2 separate regions of the Homo sapiens genome follow, and region 1 is linked to region 2. The links are chromatin contacts, found by Hi-C or POLR2A ChIA-PET in ENCODE. All regions are on one chromosome and are shown on one strand. The core of a region is the stretch at or near the end of the contact, and the rest is flanking DNA. Distances in the headings are between cores, read along the strand shown.

Evidence for each region. Hi-C counts contacts between places; a loop is a spot of excess contacts on that map. ChIA-PET counts read pairs that join two places held with the same protein, here RNA polymerase II (POLR2A). Pooled maps may share reads with other maps.
Region 1: a pooled map shows a loop between it and region 2 (2.2-fold over the local background). The contact joins two enhancer-like sites. A Hi-C loop is called at or near these places in 1 of 168 maps with a recorded cell type or tissue (ascending aorta) and 2 of 50 pooled maps. POLR2A ChIA-PET finds 5 or more read pairs at or near these places in 2 of 52 experiments (OCI-LY7 and naive thymus-derived CD4-positive, alpha-beta T cell).

Annotation. Positions count from the first base shown.
Region 1 is chr2:19,809,355-19,812,854 of GRCh38, forward strand. No RefSeq gene overlaps it. Among named protein-coding and RNA genes, the nearest start is that of LINC00954, 58 kb to the right of the region's middle. Within about 2 kb of position 1,402, at least 3 of the 41 ENCODE cell types and tissues checked have a DNase peak (open chromatin) inside an H3K27ac peak, as active enhancers do; they include ascending aorta, where a contact is called at or near this core.
Region 2 is chr2:18,454,085-18,457,193 of GRCh38, forward strand. All of the region lies in intron 4 of LOC105373454 (a long non-coding RNA gene), which reads left to right. Among named protein-coding and RNA genes, the nearest start is that of RDH14, 110 kb to the right of the region's middle. RefSeq lists an enhancer at 2,022-2,598. Within about 2 kb of position 1,392, at least 4 of the 41 ENCODE cell types and tissues checked have a DNase peak (open chromatin) inside an H3K27ac peak, as active enhancers do; they include ascending aorta, where a contact is called at or near this core.

The DNA of each region.
Region 1 (3,500 bases), core at 152-2,651, 1.4 Mb after region 2:
CTCAGACTTTCCTGCTCCTGGGCCACTGCTGGGCTCAGAGGCACTGCAATGCTGAGGGCAGCCACCGCAGGCTTTCCTCTAACAGGCCATGCACAGAGTAGACGAAGTCAGCGTCAGATAGATGGAGGTCTTACTTGTAATCCTGAGCCTCAGTTCTTCTGTCAACTGGGCACAAAATTAGTACCCACCCCCAGGGCCATCGTGAAGATGAAAACATATTAATGCTTTAAACCATGGGATGGTGATTAATAAAGATTACCTATGAGTGTGAGAATGCTTAAAGCTGAAGACTCAATAGACCAGAAGATCAAGGCTTGTCTGCCCCAGATGACACTACTTCCCATCCATTTATCCACCCCCGCCTTGAAGCCACCCCTAAGTCCAGCGCTCACTTTCAGATCCCCAGAGACACAGCTCCACTAAGAATGAATTCATTCATTCAGGGCCTAGAGCAAGAGGACAGGTGAAAGTCTGTGACCCACCTGTCCTTTTCCTATCTCCCATTCTGGTGGAGTCCCACACCATGAAGGGCCTCGTATGTAAGTCTATAGACCCCTCCTTAAGCCCATACATTCAAGCCCAGTTCACATGCTGCCACCCCTCAGACTTAGAAATGCCCTCATGGGTGGCTCAGGAAAGACCCCAATGAGACTCCACGCAGGCCTCAGAGACATTGGAGCAGAGGAGTCCAGGGTCCCTGGTACCAGGAGTACAGTGGAGAAACCTAGGGTCAGACTCCAGTTGGGAATGTGGTTTTGGTCCCTTGTCCCCTGGGAAAGGGCAAGGCTGGAGGAAGCCCAGAGCAGGGACACAAAAGCACCGTGACCGTGGCAGTTGCTTTCCCTCGTTTACTCAATACATTCTCTGGGAACCCTGTGTGACCTGGAAATACCAAGGTGAATAAGGCCCAAGACTTGCCTACAAGGAGTTCTCAGTCTGGGGATGTGATGAGGTCCTCATAATTGCAGTAAAGTGAGCCCCATGGGAGAGATGTTAACCACAGCAACCAAGCTCAGAGGTGGGGCAGCCCCAGACAGCAACAAACCTCTGAGCAGGAGGAAGGGGAGTCCTGCGGGCAGAGAGTGGTGGCAAGAGTACTCTGAGAGAGGACAGCGCAGGCCAAGGTGTGCAGGAGTGTGGGCCTGGTCTCCAGCACCATTTGGGAAGGCAGAGCCCAGGAGGAGGAAGAGTTGAGGATGAGGCTCAAAAAGCAGAAAGGAAGTGAACCAAGCAGGGCTCCTGTGCTAGGGAGCACTAAGGAGTCTCTGGACTCTCAAATTCCAGCCCGGCCCTCCACACACACAGTCTACTCCACCTGCTTAGCAGAGAACCTTCCCTGTCTTGCTCATGGGCTCCATCCTGCCTCCCAGCTCAGTGCCAATACAGCACCAAGAATGTCCATGGCCACCTCACCACCACATCTGCAAGGGTGACATCACAAGCCATCTGCAGCTCTGGACAACACAGCCCCTGTTGGCCTGGTGATGAAGCTGTGATTAGATGCAGGGGCCAGGCCTAGGGCTGATGGCTGGAGCCCAGCTGGCCCCAGCTGGAGAGTCAGCTGCCCTTCCCAGCCAGCGCCTTCCCCTCCTGAAGCACATCCCATGCTACCCAGGAATTAACTAGGGAGGGACACTGTGAAAAACCAATGCCTCTGAAACTTGGGGAATATCACAACTACAGATTTAGAAATCCCCAGAATATGGAAGGCAGAGACTTATATGACCTTGACTGACCTATCTTCCCGTAGACAATGATGCCCTCAACTGCGCAATGGACTTCAGGACTAGGGTATGGAAGGTGGGTGACATGCCTGCCACCATCTTCCTTCAATCAATAAGCCCTAGGCCGGCTTCATCCCTTTCCAAACACCACCTTCCCACCTGCAACTGCCCCCATGGCCTCTGGCCTGGCCACACGCAGCTCCTCAATACACTCACTGCTGCACTCAGATGGGTCTTCTCACTACTCGGCGCGTCCCTTCTCACTCAGTCCCCCAGCAGAGCAACACCCTAGGTACCAAGCCAAACCTCAAAGGGTCAAAGGCAAGGAGGCAGGAACCTGGTGCGCTCAGGGAAGAGTGTGACAGGACCCAGTGTGGGAGAAGCAGGGGGGCAAAGTGGACATAGTAGCCTGGGGTCAGGTCACCAAGAGCACCCCACACCAGGTGGAGAATCACTGTTGCCTTAGCACTCCACCCCAACTCTTGCCAAGCATGTTACATTTCAAGATCTACTCATAGAGGGTAGAGGCCACCCTAGGACATCCTCTGGACTCCTGGAGAGGTTACAGGAGCTTTCTGGGGCTATAAGGCAAAAATGCCCTCAGCTTTCAGAATCTAAGTCAAAGTCACCTGCTCTCTAGAGATTTTTCTGACTTCCCAGCTCTTTCCTTGCCCCACTGTACCTGCGAGAAGGTTCTCATAGCATTGTGCTTAATGGCTGGTAGTTCTATCTTCCTCCACACCTTAGGTCTTTCGAGTGGAAAGACTATGTCTTATTTATCTTTGTATTTCCAGAGCCCAGTAAAGTGACTAGCATGGAATGTTTGTTCAAAGGATGGATGGATGGATGGATGGATGGATAGATGGATGGATGAATGGATGGATGATAGACTCTGCATTTCACAGCAGTCATAGATTCAATGAACATTATCTTCAAATTACTACTTGCCAAAAAGCTAAGGTGGATAAAAGCAATGGACCCAATTTTCATGGTTTTCCCAGGTACCCTTCCTTCTGTCTGCTCATCCCACTGGTGCTCAAAACCCTTGGCAGATTCCTGAGCTGGGGCATCAGGCCCAGCCTCCCAAAGACAGCATGGGAGAGGAAGAGCCACGACTGGATCCTGGCACCAGAACAACCCTTCGGTAATTACATGTTTCCAGACAGACATAAATAGACAGATTAGCCTTTCTGCATTTTTCTCATAAAAATAACAACAGTTCCTAAGCACACTGGCACGAGCATGGACATTAAGCATTGCAACCTGCTGTTCTTGGCAGGCAAGGGCTGGCCTTCCTTGCTGTTTCCCCCTACACTGCCTCCCCCTCCAGGCTCTTGGAGGGCTCCTCATGCCTGGCTCTGTCCACCCCTATCGCCCCAGAGCGGGTTGGCAGCCAAGCCCTGAGACTGGCTAAGGGCTTTTATGAGCATCATGTCCATGCTTTGCTATTCTCTTGGCTGGATCTTTATCTGCTTTTAGTCATTATGTAACTAAAAATCCTGTACACACGGTGAAACGATTATATGCCCCTTTCTGTACTAGGGAGAATGTTTGCTTTATTTCTGCCCTAACCCAGAAGCAGAGCACTCCTAACAGTGAAGCCCCTAACATTATACACACACTTAATGTAATCTCTCTCCCTTTCCTTCTGCTCTGGCCCTCTTCCTCCTCAACTCTCTCTCTCTCTCTCTCTCTCTCTCTCTCTCTCTCTCTCTCTCTTTCATTCTTTCCTACTTGTCCTCAGACTCCCATGCTGAACCTGGTTATGACCATGGC
Region 2 (3,109 bases), core at 142-2,641:
CCTAGAAAAGCACGTGCATGAAGGGCCCTGTGTACCAGGTGCAGTCAGGGGAGGCTCCACTTCACAGGCAGTAGGGAGCATCTCCTGGTGACAGCCCAGGGTGGCAACAGTGCACTGAACACATCAAATGAGCTCTGATTAATACCATTTAGACACAGCAGTGATAGAAACATGGACCCCAGAGAGTGCTCTCCAAAGAAGCTCACATTCTAATGAAGTTAGAGGTACACAAAACAAGTAAAAAGCAGAAGGAGGGAAGGAAAAGGGTCAGATAGTTCTGACTAGGAAAATGAAGGAAACTGTCATAGAAGAGGTGGCATTGAGTGGGACAATGAATGACAGGTGAGGATTCAATACAGAGAATGGGGGGAAGGCAATTCATACTTAGATACTAGCACGTCCAGAATGAGGAGACATGAAATTAAAGCAAAGAAACTGATATCAACAGGCTGTGGCTTCGGAAATATGAGTTGTACTAGCAAACTTCTCACTTACGCTACTCTATTTTCCCATGGTCCCTGAAGGTTGTATGTCTACTTAGAACTCTTCTCCTCATTTGCCCCATGGAGCAAGAAGTTGGTGTCCTTCTCTACAACCTGGAGCAGAGATGGGCCCTTAGCTGGTGCTCAGTAAGGGCTGATGTGTGGGTGGATATTCAGAGTCTGCAGAAGAAAAAGTAGAAATGACTTCAGCCAGCCTGGGACTGCTCTAAGCAAGATGTTTTCCTAGGATGGTATCCCAGTCTCAAAAGGGATGGGCCACAATGTGGTACAAAACTCTAGGGAACAGCATCACAGCTGCCCTGCGTCTGTTATAATATTAGTCCATTGACGTTGATGCAGCGAGCCTCTACTTTTCAGTTTACTTTGGGTCTTGGACATGGAAGCAGAGCTTGAAGTCACCACACTTTCACACGGACTTTTGCCAGTTGGATGGTTACTGAGTAAAGCAAGTCCAGACCTTTGCTAATATATTTACAATGCAAGCATTGAACCCCATTCTTTTGTTCTTTTTTCCTCTAATAGGTTCTTGAAGTCGCCTTTAGAACGTTTGGGCTGTGTGAGCTGTGAGCTTGGAAGGGAACTATCTCATTTCTTTTCCCTAGAGAAATTTGCCATTCTTTGAATAAATAATCAAGGAGGTCTTTGCAGACAATTCTGTCCTCTGGTTGAAAATGGACTGTGATTCAGTCTGAAAACATCCTTACAACTTTACATCATGTTTCCCTGTCCACTGATATTGCTAACGCTGACACATAACAGGTAATAAATACATGCCCATTAAGTGATTGCTCAACTGATGGGCTGATGGAGTTGTCCCAGAGTTTGTTTTCCTTTATTTTCAAAATCACTCCTTCATTCTAAGTGCCCCAGTCACCCACCTTGCTGACAGGGCCACCTCACTGCACTCTGAGGCCCCCTGCCTGCCATCCATGTCACCTCTATTGCCAGGGAGCAAATATGTGGTATTTGTTGTCCGCTCTGATTAGAGTGGTATTTACTTTGTTCCTGCCAAAGAATTATGTTTCAGTCGGCCCAGTTTTCTCAGTTTTGGCAAATCCTGGTTGATATATCTCAATTACAACCTAATGACTCATATTGCAGCATCTCTTGATTTAAAATTAGCACAACAGATTGGATTTGTTAAATCGAAGAGAGCTGGGAAAGTAAAGCCAATCCTTCATGCTCAGTGGCAGTCTCTGTAGCCTGTGGTGCCACAAGCAAATCTGAAAGGCGGAGGGACCTAGAAGAAAAGAATATAATCTATTAGGAGTTTTGATAGCTTAGCCTGAGTTGGGTGAGTAATTACACTTTGTAAGATTCTGTGGAGTGGTCATTGTGCTTATGAAAATCATATTAAATTGTGCAGTAGTAACAAACTAATCCCAGAAGTCTCAGGAATTAATATGTTTATCTGCTTACACATCATGTCCGACACAAGTCAGAGATGGATTCTAACCAGCTCAAGGACCCGGGCAGAACGAGGCTCCCTTCTCTGGTCTTTGTGGCAGCAAAGGAGAGAGATTAAATAGTTTCACAAGGGCTTTTCACTGTTTCAGCCAAGAAATGACACTTGTTATTTCTGCTCATATTTCTTTGGTCAGAACCAGTCCCATGGCCCTGCTCAGTTGTGAGAGTATAAATGCAATTCCTTGTGCACTTGAAAGGAAAAAAAAATGGTGAATACTAGCATTGTCAACAACATCTGCCCTTTTGGTCATTGAATGATTGCCTCACTTTTTTTCCCCACACATTAAACACCTATTGTTCACAATAGAAATCACAATAGCAAATGCAAAGTCTCCTCCATTCATCACAAGTAGGTCAACATCCAGGATATTGGGGGCATGAATGGTAGCCCATGCATTAGGTTTGGGAATTTTTTCCTCTCATTCCAAAGATTCATATCCTAAAAAGGAAACATGCAAGAATGAAACAGGGGCATATACTATAATGAAATAAGATCATCATAAGAAATACACCATGCAGGTGAAGGGAAAATGAGACCACTCATCAGTAACTGAAAGGACAATTCTGAGATCTGGGAGATACTCTGGGTTCCCCTAACCCGAGGAAGGAGACTGTTCCTTTATTAGGCCCTGATTTTGCTCTCTGGAAGCAGCTTCCTAATTTATTCTTTTAGGCCCATGGATCTGCCCTCTGGCTAGTTCTTTGTTTTCCCGTTATTATCCTTCTCAGCTACTTCTGATATAAGCATGGGGTGGCATACCCTCTTTGGGAGCTGAGGGTCTTTCTCAGACTTTTCTTCCCATTATTCTTTCATTTCAATCAGCCAATTATTTCCTGAGCTCATCTCTTTATTAAAATACTTTGCTAAATGCCACAACTATCAGCACACTATTAACATCCTCATTTCTCACCCCATCTCCTAGAGTCATAACTTCATTAAATTTCTGATCTCCCTCCCACACCACTATTGGTAATTATTTTACCAAACATTTTTGCACTGCATGCCGTGAATCTCCATTTTCCTCCACCTTGAATATTATCCTCAGGAGCCTCTGCCTACCATCTGACATGTAAGCCAGTGCTACATAATTTACTATTTTTTTTTTTGGCTGATCCTCACTCTTGGTAGCAATTTTGTG